Linked DNA regions of Homo sapiens: region 2 is linked to region 1. The links are chromatin loops, found by intact Hi-C in ENCODE. Cell type or tissue: heart right ventricle. All regions are shown on one strand. Each heading gives the region's core, and the rest is flanking DNA. Links, peaks and the distances in the headings are about the cores only.

Evidence for each region. Peaks named below come from ENCODE experiments on the same cell type or tissue, not always from the same donor. Only the 100,000 strongest peaks of a DNase experiment are listed, where the experiment ranks them.
Region 2: it touches region 1 in a loop (2.6-fold over the local background); 90 of 110 quality-filtered maps call a loop at or near these places.

Annotation. Positions count from the first base shown.
Region 1 is chr1:12,312,405-12,317,780 of GRCh38, reverse strand. It overlaps VPS13D (vacuolar protein sorting 13 homolog D), which reads right to left. Exons shown (of 70, transcript NM_015378.4): 30 at 3,454-3,666. Among named protein-coding and RNA genes, the nearest start is that of VPS13D, 85 kb to the right of the region's middle. In heart right ventricle, for the core only: a CTCF peak has its summit at 3,252; no DNase peak of the experiment used is centred there; H3K27ac peaks cover 1,294 bases.
Region 2 is chr1:12,657,015-12,662,390 of GRCh38, reverse strand. AADACL4 (arylacetamide deacetylase like 4) reads right to left here. Exons shown (of 4, transcript NM_001013630.2): 3 at 537-600. Among named protein-coding and RNA genes, the nearest start is that of AADACL4, 16 kb to the right of the region's middle. In heart right ventricle, for the core only: a CTCF peak has its summit at 3,222 (motif pointing right); a DNase peak (open chromatin) is centred at 3,220.

The sequences.
Region 1 (5,376 bases), core at 196-5,195:
CCCCTGAAGACATTATTTCTTTTCTTTTTTTTTTAAGAGACAGGGTCACACTCTGTTGCCCAGACTGGAATGCAGTGGCACGATCACAGCTCACTGTAACTTCAAACTCCTGGGATCAAGTGATCCTCCCGCCTCAGCCTCCCAAAGTGCTAGGATTACAGATGTGGGCCACTGCACCTGGCCCTTGGAGACATTTTTTATTCACATTTCAATTGCAATTGCAACTAGAGGGGGTTGCTATTGCTATCTAGTATAGGTAGAGGCCAGGGATGCTGTTAACTAACCCACGATGTACAGGACAGCCCCATAATAAGGAATTATCTGACCCAAAACGTTGATAGTGCTAAGGTCAAGAAATTCTGGTATGATAAAGAGCACAGGCTTTGAAGTCAGAGACGCAGACTTAAATACTGCCATTTACGAGCTGTGTTATCTTACGAAAGCCACCTACCTTCTCTCAGCCTGTTTCCCTACTTATAAAATGAAGAATATTAATATGATAAGAAATAAAGCACCAGGCACAAAGCAGTCATTTGATAAATGTCACTTTCTTTCCCTATGGGCTATTTCAAGAAGATCAATGAGGCACTCCTTCTTTGACGTCTAGGATCATTTCTTTATAAATAATACCAAGTTTACACACACTAGTACTAGATTGTTTCTCTAATTGAAACTGACCTGACAGCCCAGATCTTTTGGCCCGAGGAGAACAAGTAAGATGACATTTACCAGGGATAAATGTCCCCTAAGTAACCTAGAGGTAGAGTTGGGGTGGGGGTGGGGGGACAAGTTGCCATTGCTCCGAAGTCTACATTTGACGTGAAAACCCAGCGAGGACTCTCAGGCCTGACTTCAAACCATGATGCAGTCAGGGGCTTCATCCAGGCCCTATTAGTACATCAGCAGGCCCAGCCTACTAATGGATAAGGCCTCAGATGAGTAGGACAAGAGAAACAGGGGCTGGAGCACTTGAATGCGGTTTTCTGGGTTGAACTTGGTTCCGTAAGCCCAAAAGCGACTCTGGGGTTGTAGCTACTACATGTACCTGGTTCCCTGACATAAAAGGTATTCCTATGTGGGAAAAGCTAACTTGGAAATATTTCTGAGGCTGGTTTCTCTGCTCCTCATTTCCCCTAAACCTGGCTCACTGCCTCTAGTAAAAGGGCAGCATGATGCATGGCTCCTTCTTACAGACACAGCATTTTTCACAGAAACACTCTACTCTTGTGTAATGGAGAAAAAATGTTGCCCTCAGTAAAATTTTTCCACCCCATTTTGAACATAGATTGTCAGAGTTCTGTATTTAACTGGAAAGTCACAGTGTGTTGGATCCCTTTTCTGGAAAATATTTCAAGCCTTTAAACACTGTGAAGTGATTTATATTTGACACACAAGATCCCAACAGAAGAGTAATTCTTCTTCAGACACGAAAGGCGTTCAAAAATTCCCATCTAAAGAACATTTCACTCCTCTTGCTAACAATAGTATTTCTGTTAGCAAGAGCCAAGGTAAGGCTTTATTATTTGACTCCAATTATACACCTATAATACACAAATATTTCCAGGCTCCCTGTATATTAAAAATATGATAAGAAGGAGACAACTACCTGACAGTCTAAGAAGCCAGATCAATAATAATAAAGTAAACTCAAAAAGAAATGTTTCTCGGCCGGGCACGGTGGCTCACACCTGTAATCCCAGCACTTTGGGAGGCTGAGGCGGGCAGATCACAAGGTCAGGAGTTTGAGACCAGCCTGGCCAATATGGTGAAACCCCGTTTCTACTAAAAATACAAAAATTAGCCAGCCATGGTGGCAGGAGCCTGTAGTCCCAGCTACTCAGGAGGCTGAGACAGGAGAATCACTTGAACCCGGGAGGCGGAGGTTGCAGTGAGCTGAGATCGTGCCACTGCACTCCAGCCTAGGCGACAGAGTGAGACTACGTCTCAAAAAAAAAAAAGAAATGTTTCTCCAGATGGAACAAACAGATGCCAGCCTCTTGTTCAAAGGAAACATCTTCAACCAAATGAACTGCAAAATGGGGCCATCTTATCACATGACTGCAATCAGCCCAATGACGAGACACCTGATAGGTCCAAAGACTGTTGGAAACATCATGGGCTTTAACATCACATACCCAGGTTTGAGCTCTGATTTCTTGACCTACGAGCTGTGTGACCTTAGAAGAGTGAACTAACCCTTATCCAAGTTTCTAACTTGGAAACTGCAAAATGAGGAAGAAGTCATCCCCTCTGCAGACTTGTCAGGATTATACTGAGCGTAGCTAAAGTGCCTGGCTCATGGCAGGGCCCAATAAGAGGCAATTAGGATTCCTACTCCTGAACTTTTAAAGTTCATAAAAAAATGTAAATGTCTACTCTGCTAGATTTCCTAAAGGCATATGAAGAAATCATGACCTCTCTCGAAAAACAAAACAAAACCTAAACCCTGGGGAATTCTGAACAGCACATTGAAATGTCAGGCATACAGAAACATGTAAGAATAATCCTGATGACTTTTTGTTCTGTTTTTTGCTTAAACACAAAGTTTTTCACAATCTTTTTACTTAGTGGTTTATACTTACAACATGTCTGATGACATGAAGCACTAACAGAAGGGAGGGTCTCCTTTTTGGGTTTTCACTGAAAGACTTCTTTAGACCAGGCCTAATTTTTCAGTTTTAAGGTCTATGTTCAGCCATAACATCAGCAAATGGTATATCATAAAACAACATGTTATATCAGCATAACAATGACAGCTGCCAACTGTGCCAAGCAATATGCCAGAATTACTTTAATTATTACCTCTACCCCATGAGGTGGGTATAGGTAATTTTCTATTTTATATAAGAGGAAGTTGAGGCTCAAAGGGGCTAAACAACTTGTCTAAGGACACATAGCTAGATAATAGGAGAGCAAGGTTTTCAGCCCAGATCTGTCTGATTCCAAAATATATGTTCTTTCTATATAGAACACTGCCTCCCATAATACCAGAAAGAAAAATATAACCTAATTCAAAAAGGTAAAAACTATGTATACATGGATAATGAGTCAGTAAGACTTGAATGGGTAATTCAAGTCAAACCCACCTTCCCTTCCATTATTTGTAAAGACCAAAAGTCTTTTTACTTTTTTCCTTAAACCAGCATAATTTCTTCCTTCTCCAAGCCACTTTACAAATTAAAACAGTCTACAGCTTACAAGGAGATTGATTTTAAGGCTCAATTCTTAACTACTTTATTTTTAAAGGCAACAGAGACATCTTTTGGCCAATAAATGAAACTGCAAGATTATAGGAATAATGCATTAATATACAGTACACTGCACTGATTAAGCCATTATCTATTTATCTGTCTAGTGATTCCTTGGTTTTTTGATGTTCTAAAGCCAACAAAGACGTGACCCAAAAGGGAATGTCTCCACAAAGAAAGGCAGAGAAGGGTCTGGACCTGCTACCTGAAATGTAGTTCAATCTGAATGGACCCTTGGGTGGTGCTGCTGTTCTTAGCGGGCTGAAAGATACAGCTGAACACATTCGTCATGCCAGGGCTGGTCTTCTGCCCAGCATAACGGGTGTCAAAAGCCATCATGGAATGGGAAACCAAGTTAATGGACTTGGTTTGGTTGGAAAAACTTTCATAGAGCAGTTTGCATTTCTTGAAGTCAAATCTAAAAGAGAGAAAAGAAAGCAAGCAAGATGTGAAACACAACTCTTCCATTTTACAAAAGTATATAAGTTCGAGATAACGAGCAAAATCAAAAATATATCTAAGTCCCATAAGGAGAATAACTTTCATTCTGAGTTTTCTTGTTGATTCTGTTAATAGACTCCTCAAAATGGAGTTAGTGTCACTGTGCCTTGGATCTTACTTTTCCAGTTCCAAAGAGATGATCTTGTTCATAGGAACGGCATGAGAAGTAACAATACCACATGTTTAACATATTCTGAATCCGTTATCATTCCCATGACCCATCAGAAGTCTAAGAAGGCTGTATATCCCCAAAGGATGTCAAGGGTCCCTCTGGGCCTTCATCTGTCAGCTTCTAGCTTGCCTGGATGTTTCACTCTCCAGGGTCTGTCCAACTGTTTATGTGAAACTGCTGTAGTGTACTGGGAACAAATAATACTCTTCACATGGAGAATAATTCAACTAATCTACCAACAGGAAATGCATTTGGAACCATCGTTTTTTCATAACCGAGAAAGCTGCAATGAGGAATTCATAATTACTCGGTACCATTATGACAATACATACAGAATTATTCCATATTGAGAAAAACTAAGGGCACAGCCAATCATCACAGAAAATCGCTGGGTGACGTGGCTCATGCCTGTAGTCCCAGCTACTCGGTGGGGCTGAGGTGGGAGGATCACTTGAGCCAGGGATGTGGAGGTTGCAGTGAGCCGAGATGGCACCACTGCAGTCCCGCCTGGGCAACAGAGAGAGATTCTGTCTTAAAAAAAAAAAAAAAAAAAAAAAAAAGGAAAGAATAAAATTGCTAGCTCACAAGACCACCAATGTGGGACCACAGTTTCAGTATGCAACGCTCTCACCAGCTGAGTTAGGTACAGACCGTGGCGGACTTTCAACAGAAAGACTAACTAGAAGACAGAGTGCTTCAGCAGGGAATCACTGGCCTTGAAGTCCTGTTTTCAAATGCCAAACCACTTTCCCAGTCATACGACCTTAAGCTAGTCAGAAACTCTATCTGGAAAAGAGTGATGTACGCCCAGCTTACAGGACTGATAAGAGATCAACATGAAAAGGTTATTAAGTGTGAAATGCACTTTTTAAAGTTCCACACCAGTAATCACGAATTCATACATTTACACTGACTAAGGAAGTGACAGAAATAAGCGAAGGACTAGGTAAGCATATGCCCCATTTCAAGGGAGCAATTGCTACTCCGCTTCCAGATGCTTCCAAGTGAGAACATGGACCTAGTATTGCCAAAGCTTCCAGTTTTTCAAAAGAAGCTAAATACAAACCTTTTATATAAAATCCTGCAACTTTTTGGGGCGGGAGGGACCAGGTTTCAGCTGTCACCTAGGCTGGAGTGCAGTGGTGTGATCATGGCTCACTGCAGCCTCAATCTCCTGGTTCAAGTGATTCTCTCACCTTAACGCCTTGAGTAGCTGGGACTACAGGCATGCACCACCATGCGCAGCTAGTTTTTTAATTTTTTGTAGAGACAGGGTCTCTCACTATGTTGCCCAGGCCAGTCTGGAATTCCTGGCCTCAAGCAATCCTCCTTCCTTGGCTTCCTAAAGTGCTGGGACTACAGGCCTGAGCCACTGCGCCTAGCCCCTAACTTTGAAAATGTTGGCCAGCAAGGCATCAATGCTGCACATCAAGTGGTTCTGCATCTCCCACCCCG
Region 2 (5,376 bases), core at 292-5,291, 340 kb before region 1:
CACCAACCCCACCATCATGCCATTTTGCTTCTCCTCCAACTTAATGAATGGTTACCCTGAATCCTGTATCTATCATTTTTTTCTTTCTATGTTACATTGTCTTGTTACGTCTATGTGTTTTCCTCGAAAGTATTCTTTTGGTTTTAACGTTTTTACCTTTGCAAAATGAGTATCAGGCTTTATGTAATTTTTTGAACATTTTTCACTTAGTTTTATACTACTAAGATTCATTTGCAACATGGTACACCTTTCTAGTTCATTTATTTAAATGGCTGTGGAAAAATCCATAATATCTTCTTGGCTATGTAATCTAACAGTTGCTGTGCTGAGGTTTATTCATGCACGCCCCCGTTCATGGACATGTGGGTTGCTTTCAGGTTTTTGCTCTTTCGAGCACTGCTGCGCCTGTCTCTGTGGATGCATGTCCAAGAGTTGCCTCTTGGGAGTTAGGGCCTCTCTGATCTACAAATCACCCATGAACTTACCCTATCTCCTCTCACCCCTGTGGAACCTACCAGCTGTCTCCAGAAACTCACCCAATCATCAGAAGTACAGATTCAGTCTCCCGGGCCAGATAATTGCACAGGCCATGGTAACAATCTGCAAGACAAAAACACTCAGAGCAGCAGCGCATGAGTAGGACCCAAACCATCTCACCACAGCCCCCAGGAAGAGCCAGCTGACAGTCTTGGTGTGGGGTGTGGCATCCTCTCTGTTTCTATCCTTGCCTCCTCTGCCTGGACAGAGCCAAAAAACCAGGCCAAATCATACATCTGTCCCCAGCCTCCTGAATTTTGGGACTCAAATTCACCTTGGGGCTCACTTTCTGCAACATTTATTTTACAGTGGAGGAAACCAGGAACCTGGAAATCTTAGTGATCTGAAATGGAAAAAAACCAAGGGAAGTTAGGCATGCCTGCCCTAGGATGTTAATAATAACTATAAATTTATATTGATCAAGAAATAAACAAGGGTTGGACGGGATGTTTCTATGAGTAGAGTGGTGCATATGAAGTTCTCAGAGGCAGGTCCGTCAATATGAGTACGTAGAACATACTAGCACAGTGGCAGACACAGAATCACTGCCAAATACACTTCTAATGCAGTCATTCTCAACTTCAGCCATACATAGAGGTACCAGGGAGTTTTTACAAGTCCTCAGGCCCAGGCTAAACCTCAAACCAATTAAATCAGAATCTCTAGCATGGAAGCTCAGGCATCAGGATTTTCTAAATCACACCAGGTAATTCCAGGGTTTGGAGGAGGTTGCTGAAGTGGGTGCATGCCTCATTAATGCTCTTTGAGGGAGATGACAATGGTTCTGAATGGAGCCAGAGGCACAGAGGGGTCTAAATTGAGTCGGAGCAGTCAGCCCCTAAGTTGAAGTTTCCATACTAGTAGGTCTCAGCCCTGGCTGCACATTGCAGTCATCTGATGAGCTGTTTAAAAATACTGATGCCCTGGTTCATGCCTGTAATCCCAGCACTTTGGGAGGCCGAGGTGGGTGGATCACGAGGTCAGGAGTTTGAGACCAACCTGGCCAGTATGGTGAAACCCCGTCTCTACTAAAAATACAAAAATTAGCCGGGCATGGTGGCACATGCCTGTAGTCCCAGCTACTCAGGAGGCTGAGGCAGAAGAATTGCTTGAACCCGGGAGGCGGAGGTTGCAGTGAGCCGAGATCATGCCACTGCACTCCAGCCTGGGTGACAGAGCAAGACTCCATCTCAAAAAAAAAATGCTGATGCCTGGGTCCTGCCCACTTAGCCTGGGGTATGATCTGGGTATGAATATGACTTTAAAATTCGCAGGTGATTTTAAGGCCCAGACAAAGTAAAGACCTCTGCTAGACACCCGGGGCCAACCTGGGTGTCATCTTCCCGATGTAACCCAGACATTCCTCCTTTCCCAAGCATGTCAGGTAGTCCCTGTTTCAGAGCTTTGCACTTACTGTCCCTCCCACTTAGACTTAATAGGGCCAGGACTAGGGTGAGGTAGGCAAGACATCGCCTTGGGTGCAAAATCAAGGGAGCCCCACAACACTCAGCCATACAGAAAAATAACATTTGGATGCAATTAAGAAATCACAATTAATGCCAAAAAATTGTATGTTGAACAAAATATCAAAATTTTAAATAGGCTTGGCTGGGTGCAGTGGCTCACACCTGTAATCCCAGCACTTTGGGAAGCCAAGGCAAGAGGATCACTTGAGCCCAGAAGTTTGAGACCAGGCTAGGCAATATAGCAAGACCCCGTCTCTGTAAAAATAATTAGGCCAGGCACAGTGGCTCACTCCTGTAACCCCAACACTTTGGAAGGCCAAGGTGGGGGGATCACTTGACCCCAGTAGTTCAAGACTAGCCTGGCAACACAGGGAAATGCCGTCTCTACAAATAACTGAAAAATTAGCCAGGCATGGTGGTACATGCCTGTGGTCCCAGCTACTCAGGAGGCTGAGGCAGGAGGATCACCTGAGCCCAGGAGGTTGAGGCTGCAGTGAGCCATAATTGCATCACTACACCCCAGCCTGGACAACAGAGTGAGATCCTGTCTCAAAATAAACAAACAAATACATAAATAATTACCTAGGGGTGGTGGTGCATGCCTGTGGTCCCAGCTACTCGGGAGGCTGAAGCAGGAGGATCACTTGAACCCAGGAGTTGGAAGCTGCAGTGAGCTGTGATCACGCCACTGCACTCCATCCTGGGTGACAGAGCAAGATCCTGTCCTTAAAATATATATATGTATATAAACAGGCTTCTATTTTTCACTTGCACACTTGCTGTGCCCTGTTGGGTCCTGCCTGTGTATACATTTTGACATTTTGTTCATCATAATTGTTTTGCATTAATATTTGTTTTTTTAAACATTGCATTAAAATATTACTTATCTTGATTAATGAATGTTTTGGCATCCTCTGAATTTGGAGCCTGAAGCAAGTGCCTCCCTCTAGCCCCGGCCCTCACCTAGAAGGCTCTTTTCCGGCTTCCAAAGGGCCAGATCCTCCTCATCCATTGAGCCTGAGGTCAAATCTGACTTCTCTGATGAGAAGAGCTAAATCGGAATGATGCTGTGAGATTCTCCATGCCACCTGTGTTATCATGATCTGCAATAACTTCAGTGTCCAGCTCCCTCAGGTGACTGTCAGGTCCATGAGGCCAGGAACTGGGTTCTGTTCCCATGACAACAGATCCAGCTAGAGACTGTCCTTCGTCACTCCCACCACCAGGTGGCAGTACATCCTAATCTCGGGGAAGTTATGTACCGGGAGAAGCCCGCCTTTTCCTATGGGCAAATTTTTCTCGTATGTGTCCATGCGTCGGTCCATACATCCATATCCATTTGTTCATTCGCAAGCTCATCCTTTCATCCACTTATTCCCCCATCCATCCATCTATTCATTCGTGCATTCATTCATTCAATTCAAAAAATGAAAACAACAGGCACTGAGGATCCAGCAACAAACAAAACTTCTTGCACTCTTCATTTTTAGTGGGGGAGTCAAGTACTGAATATGGAAACCCATGAAAGAACAAAATGAGCTCCGACTGTGTCAAGTACCTGAAGAAAATTAACAAGGATGAAGCCGGGGGTGGAGACCAGGGTGCAGGGCAGGGCAGCATCAGCGCTGGGGGTGGAAACGGGTGCAGGGCAGGGCAGTATCAGTGCACGGGGTGTACACGGGGGGCAGGGCAGGGCAGCATCAGCGCCGGGGGTGGATACAGGGGTGCAGGGCAGGGCAGCAGTCAGCAAGGAGAGTTCTTAGATAAGATGTCCAGGGAGGCTGAGACAGGAATAACACAGGGTGGTTACAGGAGAATAGAAAATTCCAGGCCACGCGTGGTGGCTCACCCGTGTAATCCCAGTACTTTGGGAGGCCAAGGCGGGTGGATCACCTGAGGTCAGGAGTTCGACACCAGCTTGGCCAACATGGCAAAACCCCGTCTCTACTAAAAATACAAAAATTATCCAGGTGTGGTGGCACGCGCCTGTAATCTCAGCTGCTTGGGAGGCTGAGGCACGATACTCGCTTGAATCCGGGAGGTGGAGGTTGCAGTGAGCTGAGATTGTGCAACTGTGCTCCAGCCTGGGTGACAGAGTAAGACTCTGTTTCGAAAGAAAGAAAGAAAAAGGAAGGAAGGAAGGAAGGGGAAGGAGGGAGTGAGGAAGGGAGGAGAGGGAGGGGAAAAGAAAGAAAGAGAGAAAGAAAGAGAGAAAGAGAAAAAGAAAGAAAGAAAGAAAGAAAGAAAGGAAGGAAGGAAGGAAGGAAGGAAGGAAGGAAAGAAAGAGAGAAAGAAAGAGAAAGAAAGAAAGAAAGAAAGAGAAAAAGAAAGGAAGGAAGGAAGGAAGGAAGGAAAGAAAGAGAAAGAAAGAGAGAGAGAGAGAGAAGGGGAGAAGAGAAGGCAAGACAAGACAATTCCAGGCAGCAGTTTCACACAATGAGCAAAAGGAAACTTGAAATGGCTGCAGAAGCTAGAGACTGATAAAACCCTGAAAAGCCAGGGTGTTGGCCAAGCTGGCTAAGACTGACTGGACCCAACATGGCACCGGATTTGACCTGAGTCTCTCCTAGGACCTCCTTCTATGTCATCAACATACTAAACACACACCCACTAGTACCATGGCAGTTCTGGGACACCCATTTTGGTCCCAGAATGGGTGTGGACCCACCACAGTTCTGAGAAAACTCCGCCATTTTCCAGGAATTTTCATGAATATTCCGCCCCTTGGTTAAAGAAACCTATAAAGGTAGCAGCCCCAATCCTCCTCGCACGTGTCTCTCTTGAGTCTGCCTGCACTCTTTTCTTGACTATGTGCTTTTCCCTTTGCAATAAATCTCCGTACTTTCACCATTTTCTGACTCGTCCTTGAATTCATTCTCATGATAGTGTCAAGAGCCTGAACACTGGCGAGGGTCAACGTCCCAATGGCATTTGGGGACCTCCCCCAGACCAGCAGTATCATCTTTGTGGCGAGCCAGTCAGGAACATCATCGCTCCCATTTTAGAACCACTGGCAATTGGTAAGTCCCGCTCCAACCTTAGTTTGAGTCCTCTTGTTCTCTGGAATTACTACTTTCTTCCTTCTTTCTTGGAGCTAGCTACAGCCTGCCTCCCTGCTGCTGTTTCCCTCAGTCTGGAAAACCCAATTCACCCTGATGGGTCACAAGCAGAGATGAGAAATTTTCAACCTACACAGAGTAGTTTGGGGTTTTGTTTGTTTGATTTTTTTTTTTTTTTTTTTTTTTTTGAGACAGTCTTTCTCTGTCACCCAGACTGGAGTGCAGTGGTGTGATCTCAGCTCACTGCAACCTCTGCCTCCCGGGCTCAAACAATCCTCCTGCTTCAGCCTCCTGAGTAGCTGGGACTATAGGCA